Regions from separate parts of the Mus musculus genome. Here region 1 is linked to region 2. A link is a contact called in ENCODE Hi-C or POLR2A ChIA-PET data. All regions are on one chromosome and are shown on one strand. The core of a region is the stretch at or near the end of the contact, and the rest is flanking DNA. Distances in the headings are between cores, read along the strand shown.

Region 1 (6,705 bases), core at 4,028-6,527, 42 kb before region 2:
GCCTGGTCCTAGTTGATGTACTGTTTGGGAAGGATTAGGGAGTGTGTTGTGGCCTTGTTGGAAGAGGTGTGTTGCTGGGGGTGGGCTGTGAGGTTTAAAAGTTCCACACAAGGCCGGGTCTCTCTCTTTCTCTTTCTGTCTCTCCTCTCTGTCTGTCTGTCTCTCTGTCTCTTTATTTCTCCTCTGTCTGTGTGTATCTCTCTCTCTGTCTCTCCTATTTGTCTGTCTGTCTCTATCTCTGTCTCTCTCTGTCTATCTCTCTGTCTGTCTGTGTGTGTGTGTGTCTGCCTCTCTCTGTCTCTCCTGTCTGTTTGTCTGTCTGTCTCTCTGCCTAATGCCTGTGAATCAGGATGTGATGCCCTCAGCTACTTCTCCAGCACCATGGCTACAGCCTGCTACCACACTCCCCACCATGAAGATCATGGAGTAATCCTCTGAAACTATAAGCCAGTGCCAAGTCAATGATCTCCTCTGTAGGTTGCTTTGGTCATGGTGTCAGTTCACAACAATAGAACAGTGACTAAGACAGAAATAATCCTTCTATGTTTAAGATACATCTATTCCCTACATACCAAAGTGGCTGTTGCCACAGATTCCCCCCAAGCCCAGGGAGATTCTGCAGCATAGATTGTGTTGCTTGGTTTTCACTTGGGATGTCTTAAATGTCGTAAACAGATGCCCTCTTGGTCAGCTGGGTAGGGTGCCGACTTGCTTACTTCCTACCCCTCAACACAAACGTCTTTAGGGGACCTTTGATCACCCAAACCACAACAACCCATAATGTTTACACACACGTGTGAGGTACAACCCTATCTCACTATATGTGTATGATGCTGCTCTGTGTTGAAAATATTCCAAATGTTCTCGGAGCTTAGAAATGCACGACCAAGTGCTGCTAGTCACAGGCATCCTACTTCCAAAGAACATGAGAACATCCGACTGCAGCTGTGTACTCGTTAGCCAGCTCTTCCCCACCCCCTCCTCCCTGGTACAATTTCTGGCTTTTGTTGGCTACTAGTCTGCTCTCTGCTTCTGTGATCAACTCTTTATCCTTCAGTGTAATCAGGGCTGGAACAAATGACATTACATGATCCTTCTCAGACCGAATAATAATCCCATATGGACATAAGCCACACTTTCTTTGTTCACTCACTGATGGACACCTAAATATATGGAATCAAATTAGGGGTGCTTGTTGATTCCATAAGTTGAACACCACCATATATATATGTATGTGTATATGTATGTGTGTGTATATATATATATATATATATACATATATATATATATATGTGTGTGTGTGTGTGTGTGTGTATATGGCATTTTATATGTGTGTGTGTTTCACTATATATATTTTACTATGTATATTTCACCATATAAATTTTGCTATATATATTTTGCTATTTATATATTTTAATATATATGCATATATAAAAACACTGCTGCAGTAAATATGAGAGTGCAGATGTCTTTTTTTTTTTTTTTTTTTTCGAGACAGGGTTTCTCTGTGTAGCCCTGGCTGTCCTGGAACTCACTTTGCAGATCAGGCTGGCCTCGAACTCAGAAATCTGCCTGCCTCTGCCTCCCAAATGCTGGGATTAAAGGCGTGCGCCACCACCACTACCACCACCAACACCCTCCCCTCCCACACACGATGTCTCTTTAACATTCTGATTCCCATATATCTATATGTAGATATGTAGATATGTAGATATACATATGCAACACGGTGGTTCTACTTCCTGTTTGTGACAGAGTCCTGCTATCTTGCCCACACTGGCCTCACACTCACAGTGACCACCATGCTGGGATTTATGAAGCACCTCACCTGGATGAGAATTATATTATTATTTATTTTAAGACAGGATCTCACTATGTAGTCCTGGCTGCACTGGAACTCAGTCTGAAGACCAGGCTGACCTCAAACTCACAGATTTCCTCCTGCCTCTGACTCCCTAGTGTTGGGATTAAAAAGTGTAGACCACCACATCAGACTGAGAATTCTATTTTTAAACTATTTAAAAAATTACCTTTTTTTGAAAACGTATGTGCATGTGTGCATGTGTGTGTCACAGCCTGTGTGTGCAAGTCAGAGACAACCTGTGCAGTTAGATCTCTCCTCCCACACCATGTTGGTCCTGGGGCTCAAACTGAGTTGACTGGGCTCAGAGGCAAGCACCTCAATACTTGCTGAACCCTCTCATTGGCCCCATTCCTAACATTTTGAGCAACCTCTACACAGTTTTCCTTTATGGTGGTGATCCCTCACACTCCCACCAAGAGAGTGAGAGGTGCTGCTTCATCTAAACGGTGCTCAGTGTGTGTCCCGTGAAGGGCAAAACAGGATTCCTGTGTGGCTAGTGAAGCTCAAGCTTCGAAGTTTGTATCATCTGAGAACCTTCCAGGAGTCCAGCGATGCTCCAAAACCCACTGGGTTTTATAAGATTTCAGAAAGCGCTGTTTTGTGGTAGCTGGTTACGGCAGCTCTTACCCCTCGCTCAAGTGTCTCCCAGAGTTGGATGGCACAGTAGTGGCCATGGGTGTTCCCAGCATCCAATGAAGGTCAGCCGGATTGGAAATGCCCTCCACAGGGCTGTTAACACAGCATCTAGTCACAGGCGCAGTCACTACTCAGTGCACGTGTGTAGAAACACTTTCCTGTGTATTCGTATCCACCCATCATGTGAATCACCTGGGGCTGTGGCCTGTATGTACACATCTAGGTCAGATTAGAGCATTAAACGTGTCCAACAGCACCTAGGACTGGAAGTCTGTGGGAGTGAAGAAGAGTCAAGGTTTTAGCATACACAAAGCCAGAATCTGGTCTGAAGAAACATTTTCCAATCGCCAGCCACGTAAAGTTATTAACAGAGAGTTCCCTTGCATACTGACGTCAATGAAAGCAAGTTTATCCTATTGACAGTATAGCACATATAATTATAATAGCACTGTGTGTGTGTGTGTGTGTGTGTGTGTGTATCCGCATGTGTGCGCTGAACACCCAGGGTCTAATAATTGGTGAGCTATGCTCACCCCTAAGCTATATCCCCAACCCTTTTACTTAAGTTTGGTTTAATTGTTTAAAGATAGAAGAGGGTACAGATTTTGTCTGACCCATGTGGGGAATTCTGCCCTTGGTTCAGAACGAGTGCAGGGAAACAAGCAAAGCTGGGTGGTGGCGCACACCTTTAACCCCAGAACGCAGGAGGCAGAAGCAGGCAGAGCTCTGTGAGCTTGAGGCCAGCCTGGTCTACAGAGCAAGTTCCAGGACAGCCAGGGCTACACAGAGAAACCCTGTTACAGAGCAAGTTCCGGGACAGCCAGGGCTACACAGAGAGACCCTGTTACAGAGCAAGTTCCGGGACAGCCAGGGCTACACAGAGAAACCCTGTTACAGAGCAAGTTCCGGGACAGCCTGGGCTACACAGAGAGACCCTGTCTTGAATGGGGTGGGGAAGAAGAATGAAAAAGAAAAGAAAAAAATTGAAACAAATCAAGCAGAGATCAAAATATAAAAGTAAAACTTGGGAAGAAAAAAATAGGACCTTTCTTTTCAGTTGGACATGACCTATATTACCTATTATAATCCTATCATGTGGGAGGTGGAGGCAGGAAGATCAAGAGTTCAAAGCCATTCTCTGCTACATAGGAAGTCCAAGAACAACCAGGACTACTGCACGATCTTGTCAAAAAGTTAAGCCAAAACACATTTGTGGAGGTGGGGGGGGGGGGTGGTGTCCCTAGAGACCTGTTGGAACCCTGTCGGTCCTTGTATAGATGCTTCAGTCTCTTATAAAGTTTAGCAAATTTTTGGCTTAGTAAGCTGGGAGGTCTCCATAAAATGGGCTGGTCAGAACACAGTGCCATGGGTTGATTCTAACAGGCTGGGCTCTCCTTACCTCTAAACCGAACTTACTGCTTAGGCCATGTGGTGGTTTGAATAAAAATGGCCCCCATAGGCTCATATGTCTGAATAGTCACCAGAGGGTGGGACTCTTTGAAAGGATTAGGAGGTGTGGCCTTGTAGGAGGAAGTTTGTCACCTGAGGTGGGTTTTGAGGTTTCAGAAGCCCAGGCTAAGCCTGGACTCTCTTTTTGCCTATGGATCAGGGTCTAGCTCTCAGCTACTGCTTCCCACCATGATGATAATGGACTAAACCTCTGAAACTGTAGCAAGCCTCCAATTATTTTTTTAATGAGTTGCCATGGTTACCTGTCTCTCCACAGCAATAGAACAGAGACTAAGGGAGGCTGACTCCTCAGTCTCTCTCCTCACCAGCTTTCCCCACCCCAGACCACATTTAAAAAGCTTTTAAAGTATTACTATTTCCTAGCGTGTGTACACGTGTGTAGAGTCCAGAGGCGGATGGCAGGCATCTTCTTCGATCATTTCCCACCTTATCTTTTGAGACAGAATCTCTCAGTGGGCCTGGAGCACACACCAACGCAGCTAGGCTGGCTAGCCGGCAAACTTCAGAGATCTGCTAGTCTGGGATTACAGGCATACACCATTACACCCTGCTTTTTATGTGGGTGTTTGGGATCCGAACTCAGGTCCACGAGCTTACCCAGCAAGCATTTCCTGATTGAACCATTTTTACAGAGTTCGGCCCACTTTTGGTCTTAAGTTTATCTCAACACATCTCTTTCAATTTAACTCTGTTCTCCCATTTTCTTTCTTCCCCCAAACAGATACGGCTTAGTCACTTGCATCTTGTACAGTTTTCATTCAACAAGTATTTACTGAACAACCGTGCGCCAGGATTTATGATAAATATAGGAGGTTCACAGCTGAAAAGTATCAATGTAGCAACTCCATCCTCTGGAATGAAGTCTATAGTTACTATGTCTGTCGGTCCCCTTGTGGCACCTTAAGTGTTCTAGAGCTTCCAGCTACGTTTTCTAAACCAGGCTCAAGTTCCTGTGTCAGTGCATTGTTGTGTGACCCCGTCACAGGCCCCACACACACACATACTCCCCAGACAAGGAATCCCCCTTCCTTACAGCTCACTTTGTGTATCTGAAAAGAAAGAAACTTGGACCAACTTCACTTTCAAGACCCCCACAAACTCCTTGCTTTGGTCAGTGGCCCAAGGTTCAACTCAAGTTGGGCAAGTCCGTTAAGTAAGAGGGGACGATCACGGCCTCCAATAGGATACCGAAAGCCCCGACTAGGCACTGGGGTCTTCTCACCTACCTAAACTCACCTTCTTTCAGACCTCTACCCTAGGCGCATGCGCGCTGGCGCTGCGCTCGCCCCCTCCCTCCGCGGGCTCCAGACTTCCGGTTCCGCCCCAACCGAGGGACAGAGCGTGATGGCCGCAGACGGGACATTGTCAAGAGGGGGCGTTGGAGAGGCTGTGGAGGAAGAGCATCCGGGGGCTCTGGAACCCGGGGCCGCCCCGTTCGGAAATTTCCCTCATTATTCCCGCTTCCACCCTCCCGAGCAAAGGCTCCGCCTTCTGCCCCCGGAGCTTCTTCGGCAGCTCTTCCCTCCCGAGGGTCCCGAGAAGAGGCCGATCCTAGGGCTCGACGTGGGGTGTAACTCCGGGGTGAGTGACGCGGCAGGGATCGGAGCGCCGGGAGCCCAGCGATGGTCAGCCTCCGCGTCCTCCGTGGTGCTGGCCTGGGCGTGGCATCAAAACTCAAAGCCCAGAGTGGGCTTTTAAAGTATAGCCTTGACAGACACGTGCACGTCCCAGCCCTCCCTTTGGGGCCCCACGGCCGAGTGAGGAATTTTGAGCAATCCACAACTCATTCCAAAAATTCCCGCCAGACCGCTGGGGAGGAGGACCGTCTGATCTGGACTTCCGGCGTTTGCCTCCTCTCTTGCTTTGCTGGTCTTCTTGGCTGGGGAACGGGGATCCCCTTCCCTTCCCCCCCCCAAAAAATCTGGGAATCCTGATTCCTAAAAGATAAGAGCCAGGGTGACGTAATCACGGCTGAAACTTAAGGCTGTAGATATACAGTGCAAGACAGACCTGGAGCCAGATCCTTATTTACTTGTGCTAACAGAGTACAACGGTGAACAGTAGAGAGGGATCAAGAAAGAAAATAGATCATCCGGCCAGAGGAGGAAGCCTTAACCACCTTTCCCACCGCAGAGTGTTTTCAGACATGTAATGATTAGAGTCAAACCGCAGCAAAAATAAGGAAATAACAGTCTCGCCTATTTGTAGCTAGTTAGTGGATGTCCCAGTGAAGCGGGCAGTTTTATCCAACATTACAAATGGTTAGGACCCTCCGCCATTCGCTCCACATTCCATCACCAGAGTCCAGGGATAGACCTTTTGCCCACGTGTAATTCTAGCTCTCAGAAGACAAGCATTCCCACAAGTCTGAAGCTAGCCTAGGCTACTAAGACCATGTTTCCAAAAACGACAAAAAAGAGACATTGGTGGGTGGTGAAGACCTTTGAGGGTCTCAGTTGAGGAGAGCTTTTGGTTATAGACTACAGTAACCAGCTGGGTGTGTGTCCCTGTAAACGTGTCACCGTGGTATAGGAAACCAGCAGAAAAACAGAAAAGAAAAACATTTTTAAAAAAAAGATTTTAAAATTGTAAACAGTATATACAGAGCCACAGTAGAAAGGACACGGTTGCAATTGACTAAGGCAGTTGTTCTCAAGTTTACTTTTGAACATTTATTTATTTACGCATTTATCCACTCATTTTTGTTTTACACAAGTTCTCTCTGCCCTCAATAT
Region 2 (6,479 bases), core at 913-3,412:
AGACCTGGCCGTGCTGTGAGGCAGGTGGCATCAAGAGGCACCAGCAGAGAGTGTGCAAAGCCCCCTGGCCCACTGGGACCTCGGCGGCAGTGTTTTAAGCCCTCTCAGAGTGCCTGGATCATTTGGAGCCAGAAGAGGGAGTGTGGGAGGCACAAAGGATGCTTCATGGTATGTCCAAGAGGAGACAAAGCATATCTGTGGTGTGGGTGCTGGGAATTGAACCTGGATCCTCGGGAAGAGCAGGCAGCCCTCTTACCTGCTGAGCCGTAGGTTGAGCCCATCTTTACTTTTCAAATACCCTTGGTGCCTGGCGTGGTTGCTGCACACTTTCAGTCCTCAGGAGACGGAGGTAGAGGGATCTCTGTGAATTCAAGGCCAGACTGGTCTACAGAGTGAGTCCAGGACAGCCAGGACTTGTTACACAGTGGAACCCTGTCTTGTATAAATAAATAAACAAATATCCCTTGGCAGACTTAAGTTTTACGTGTCAACAGTGAGTGACATTAGTTGAAGTTGGTGTTACTTTCTAAACAGGGACGTTGAGTCACAGGGCAGCTGGTTGACCAGTAAAAAATTCGGGCTCTAGGCCCCCATGCAGGGTGTGTGTGAGCGCTGGGGTTCCTATAGGCACAGTCTCGGCCTCAGGATGGGAAGAATAAACAAGAGTCACCCAGCCTAACCTTGAGCTGTTGCATTATCACCAGTATAGCAGAGGTCACTAGAGAGTTTTGTCACCCTCCTCCTGCCTTCTCTCCTTGCCTGTTCCTGGTCTGCCTGGGAGTAGCCTGCCAGGCCTCATTCCCAGAGCCTGACTCCCAAGGTCATGGACCAGCCGGCCGGAGGCACCGGAAAGCTGAGGGCATCGGCTGGTGAGGACGACAGCATGGAGCTCAGCACCTGCCAGGAGCTTCTGCACCGACTTCGGGAGCTGGAGGTACGCGGTGGCAGGCAGGGCAGGGCGGGGCATGGGGAGTCAGGGCTGCCCACCGCTGAGCTCAGTGTGGAGAAGGCTTGCCAGGCAGGAGAGGGCTGGACGGTTGGTTCTTTATTAAAGCTCCCCTGGGAAGCCCCGGTTCCTCTTCACTCTCCAGCTCGGGCGACAGTGAAGAGTACGTAGCTGTCCTATGCCACGAGTGTCTCTTCCCCACCCCCACCCCACCTTTACGACCCTACTGGTTCCAAGGACAGTGATATCCATAGAGGCTACTAGGTAAAACGGTCAGATAACCCTGGTCCAGGAGTTTGATGGACAGGGCAAAGCCTGTCCACTCTGCCACCCTCGCTCCCAGGGTACAAATGAGCCTCAATGATTCCCCTTTCCACCTCACCCTACAGGCAGAGAACTCGGCGCTTGCGCAGGCCAATGAGAACCAGCGGGAGACTTACGAACGCTGTCTGGATGAGGTCTGTGGGGTTTGCCGAAGGACAGGGCTGGGGACAGGGGTGGGTGGGCAAAACGCCAGCTCAGCTCCCGGACTTTGTGTCCCCAGGTTGCCAACCACGTGGTACAGGCTCTACTGAACCAGAAGGTGAGTGGATTCAGGACTGTCTCACACCCACCTAACTGCTGCAGGATAGACCCAGGGTATACACAGGAGGTACAGCCCTGGGACTCCAGAGACCTGCTCAACTAAGTCTCTACCACCACGGAGTAGCCTAGGAGGAGCTCCCTATTGGCCCACTTGGCCCATGCCACTACCTCTGATTGGCCCGTTATTCTCTACCAGGAAGCAGAGTGAGTTGTTAAGGCCAGGTCTCTGAACCATGGGAACTTTGATTTGGACTAGAATGCCTTCTCTTACCTGGAGCCCAGCTGATTTCTCTATCGCCTTCAAAACACTACCAACGTCATGAGCCTCTATGGCCTTGAAGTGTTTTCTTCAGATCGCTGTGATGCGGGCCACTTAGACGTCAGGGTTCTCCCACGCCTTAGATGCCCCTCCCTTTTGACATGGCTTCTAGGAGGGAGGAAGCCAGCTGCAGAAATGGTGGAAATGACAGACTGGCCTTTACCGTAGTTCATTAGGGTAGCAAACCTTGAGAGCTCATCCCCAGAGGCTGTAGGTGTGAGCACAGCTGGCGGGGGCGGGAAGTCGCTGTCCCTCTCCTGCCTCCTCACCTTTGCTTCCTGTCCTTCCTGGGTGGACAGGACCTGCGGGAAGAGTGTATCAAACTGAAGAAGAGGGTGTTTGACCTGGAGCGGCAGAATCAGGTGTTGAGTGCACTACTGCAGCAGAAACTACAGCTCACGGCCAACTCCCTCCCTCAGGTGGGCAGATCATTTTCCTGTGGGCCCCGTCAGCATCAGCTTGCTCTTCTGTTCACCTCATAGGAGCAGGGTGTCCGCTGTCCTTAACACAGGGCCTGTGACCTTGCGGTGAAGGTATACTTGGACTAACAGACTTGCATTTTAGCTGAAAGAAAACTTCCCGAGTCCCTATAGACTCATCTGTCAACGCCATTCCCAGGGTCTCCCTACTCAGGCAGACAGTATCTTCAGTTGTTGTTGTTGAAGGAGGAGGAGGGGGAGGACAGGGTCTCACTCTGCATCCCTGGCTGGACTTACACTCAGGCAGTCCTCCTGCCTCAGCTACCCAAGTACTAAGATGAGAAGCATGGCCCTCACTCCTAGTGTACCCCTTCATATAAGAGAAAGTTGAGATTCACCCTGCCCTGTGTGGGGAGTCGGTCGGGTGGAGGCTGCAAATGCAGTTATTTCCAGTTCCCTAGAGGCCCCTGTGGCCACTGACGTGGCTTCTTCCTGGCCAGGGCCAGGGCAGGGCTAAGCATAAGGAGCCCAGAGCTGCGTGTCACAGAGAGGACAAGAACGGCACTTCACCCCGTTCACTGGATATGGGTGGCTGCACATACTGGGTTTGAACTTCACAGGCACTGGTTTCTATTGGCAGGCTGGACCCTGCCTGCCCTGGGAACAGTGTGGGGGTGGGGGTGGGGCGCTGGCTCGGGGTATGAGTCCTGGGATCAGTTGTCATGGATGTCACTCTGTCAGGAGCCTCAAGGATGGAAGAAGATACAGAGATAAGAGTGGTCTGGAAGTCAAGGAGAATAGCAGGTTGCCTCTGAGGGCAGCCAGCCCCTGCCCCCATTTTGACAATGAAAGCAGCTTTATCAGCGTGGAGCTGAGCCATGTCTGTCTGAACATGTGTGTTTGTCCAAATGATCCAGCCTGGTATCTGATTCCCCGTGAACTGAATCTCGGGCAGCAATGGATAGTCCGCAGTTGCCCCTGCAGCTGTTGTGCCTCTGCAGGGACCCCTGAGGCCTAGCTGTCACCAGCCTTCCCCCACCCAGTGAACCACCCACAGTCACTTTTTCAAAAACCTGAATGGACTGTGGGATCACCGAGGGTCGGTCCAGTCAATCTCTCACCCAAGTTCCCATGATGCAATGGAAAATTACAAGCGTTAAATGTTGGCCTCAAGTAAACTGGGGTTGGGTTTCTAACTGAACTGCTTTTTAGCTAAGTGTGGCCTTGGGCAAAGTATCAAACTATATAAATGTTAGGTTTTTCCCTTACAAATGGCACAAAAACACTGGCATTACACATCCTTGCGAGGATTAAATGAGGTAATATATGGTGCTCTGCTCGCTGACAGTCGGCGAATGGCAGCGGTTTAGTAGTATTAACGTGACTCCCAGGGTGAGCTTCGCTGGGTTGAAAGCCCCATTGCGCAGACACTAATTAAGCTTCCCTTGGAAGCCATGCCTTTGCCAAGGCCTGAGGAACCGATCTCAAGGCCCTGTGGGTGTTACATCCTGTGCAGGGTGTGTTTCTGGACGGCTGAGACTGCTTAGAGGCAGCCCATGGACAGCCATGCTAGAGTCAAGTGTGGCAGCTCTGCTTGTCCAAGGGTACAGGATAGGGGCAGCTAGCCCTTGGAGGACTGGGAGGCCTGGGGGTCGGCTTGCTCAGTGGTAAGGGACTTGTCATGCAAACGTTAGGGCTTGTGCGTAGTTCCCCAGCACCCCATGTCAAAAGCTGGACATGATACTCTGTGCTTACGATCCAGGCTCTGAGGTGGAGGCAGGGAGGTCCCTGTGGTTCACTGGCCAGCCAGCTGAGCCCACTCTGTGAGCCCCAGGTCCCCGTGTTGAGCCCTGCTTCTAAGAAACAAGGCAGGTGACTCCTGAGGAGCAGTGTTCAAGAGTGTGAATGTGTGTGTGCATGCATGCACGTATGCACACGCATGCACAATGTTCACACAGACTTAAGGAAGTTCCTGCAAGGAAATGACATTGGACCTGTGTGCCGGGTGGAAAGGAGTCTGACAAAGAGTCTGTAGATGGCTGCGGAGAAGGAAGTCCCCATGGAAGGAGCACCCAGAGGGTGGCACACTTTCAGCTTGGGTAGATGAAGGATGCGAGACAGGAAGTGAGGAGGAGGAGGGGCAGGAGCTGCTTGAGGGATCCACAGCCCGTGGGGGGAGAGGATCTACGGTGGGGGGAGAGGATCTACAGTGGGGGGAGAGGATCTACGGTGGCCAGGGGAAGAGGCCTCACAGCACAGAAGCACTTTAGGAAAAGGTCACCTTAGCTTCCTTGTGCAAGACTAAAAGCCACTGAATGGGGTCAAGGGGATTGGAATACCAAGCACTGTCAGGCCAGGAGTGCAGCTCTGGGCTGCAGATGGCCAAGGGCAAGGCCTAGATGCTACAGGGATTTTAAGGCTGGGAATGGGGGGGAGGGGGGCAGCAACGAGGTGAGTGAAGGGTTAAAGCTGATTCATCCCCATTCAACATGCAAGAAGAACTCTCAAGGACCAAGAGAGTCTGCTCCAAAGTAGGTAGCCTGGGCTACATGCTCCTTGTACAATCTAGAGAGTAGATACCTCCCATGAGACCGGGGAACACAGAGTGATAGCTCGCTGCCTTTCATGTGTGCACGAGAGACACGGGAAAGGAAGAGAGCCTGTTGCTGGCCCCTTGCTAGCTGCAGGCTGAAGTGAACTGTGCAGGCCTCCGTGCCTAGCTTTTGGGGATGCGTTTGGGTTTTGTTTTTTTTTTTTTTGAGACAGGTTTTTCTCCATGTGGCCCTGGCTATCCTGGAACGTGTGCTGTACTATAGTCCAGGCTGGCCTCAAAGTCACAGGGATCCCCCAGCCTCTGCCTTCCAAGTGCCACCACCACTTGGCATGACTTTGTTTTCTTAGATCCTAGGTGGTCAGAATAGGAAGGGGCCTTCATGGTAGTGTTCTTTTTTAAGCGAGAAAGCAGAGTAGTTCTGGTGCCGAGCTAGGCGCACTGGGTTAGACCTGCCGCTGTCTGCTGTGCCCTGCACATGTCCCCCAACCCAATCCCTTTGCTCTAGTCTGCTTTCATGTCACCCAGACCTGTACTGTCTTCAGACTGTCCCCTGTGTTTAGCTTGCCTTATCAGCAGAAGGACAATGATAAGAGCCGTACCGTAGGCCAGGGGCCATCCCTGGAGGGGCACAGTGGGGCTGCCTGGCTCCGAGAGGGGTGAATAACACTGCATTCTCTCTGCAGATCCCACTCACACCACTCCAGCCGCCATCAGAACGACCAACCTCCCCAGCCCCAAATGTCTCTGAGGGACCAGCCACCTCACTGCCTTCAGGACTCTGTGCTGGGCAAAGAGAGGTAAGGAGGAGTAGACACTGGGTTTGTGTCTTACTGGCTAGAGGCTCCACCGCGGGTTCTTAACGAGTCTCAGGAACAGGCTGCTTCTCCTGCAGGCTCCTATCCAGGACGGAAGTGTGAGCCCTTAGCTGTCAGCCTCATACCAAGAAAAACAGGCTCCCTATCTCCCACCCCCCACCCCCCACCCCCCAGTCATGGCCTGCACGCGAATGTGTAAAGTCATGCAGCAGGAGTCACCGCACAGGCTTGCAGACCTTGCATTCTGTGCTGGGCACCAATTATGCAGGACACCTCGGTCAGGCTCTTACTTTATGGGGCTAAACAATCACTGTCTCATTTCGCAGCTGACACGGTGACACTTAGAGGTCAAACAACTTGCTGAAGGTCACGTGAAAGAGGTAGACCTGGGCTTGATACCCTGACTCCAGAGCACATGTAGTTAAGCTCTGTGTAGGACAGGGCTGGGTAACAGAGGTTTGCATGGGGCCATCCCCAGGCCTACTGCCACTGCTGCCTGCCACTCAGCTCTCTGACCAGACAAGGTCCATGCTTGCCTGACGTGAGTGACTAAGGTCTCGGCTGTGATACACCCTCTTCTTGAACTTCTGTACTTTCTAAAGCCAGAACACAGGCAGGCCTCCCTCCATCCTAGAACAAGCACAGGCCAGCACTGTAACTGCTCAGGCTAGCAATGTAAAAAAAAAAAAAAAAAAGAGTAGAGAGATATCTCAGCGGTTAAGAGCCCTGGCTGCTCTTCTGAAGGTCCTGAGTTCAAGTCCTAGCAACCACATGGTGGCTCACAACCATCTGTAATGAGATCAGATGCCCTCTTCTGGTGTGTCTGAAGACAGCTACAGTG

Evidence for each region. A loop is a pair of places that touch in the nucleus more often than their neighbours do. ChIA-PET counts read pairs that join two places held with the same protein, here RNA polymerase II (POLR2A).
Region 1: a map of left cerebral cortex shows a loop between it and region 2 (9-fold over the local background). The contact joins the promoter of Bcdin3d here to the promoter of Nckap5los in region 2. A Hi-C loop is called at or near these places in 32 of 37 maps with a recorded cell type or tissue (CH12.LX, CH12F3, Patski and 11 more). POLR2A ChIA-PET finds 5 or more read pairs at or near these places in 5 of 5 experiments (Patski and embryonic stem cell).

Annotation. Positions count from the first base shown.
Region 1 is chr15:99,473,302-99,480,006 of GRCm38, reverse strand. It overlaps Bcdin3d (BCDIN3 domain containing), which reads left to right and starts at 5,277. Exons shown (of 2, transcript NM_029236.2): 1 at 5,277-5,551. The coding sequence starts at 5,315.
Region 2 is chr15:99,428,495-99,434,973 of GRCm38, reverse strand. Nckap5los (a long non-coding RNA gene) reads right to left here and starts at 2,162. Exons shown (of 5, transcript XR_003951477.1): 1 at 2,120-2,162; 2 at 257-1,977. Nckap5l (NCK-associated protein 5-like) reads left to right here. Exons shown (of 13, transcript NM_001001884.1): 3 at 785-934; 4 at 1,336-1,404; 5 at 1,491-1,529; 6 at 2,150-2,269; 7 at 5,507-5,620. The coding sequence starts at 824.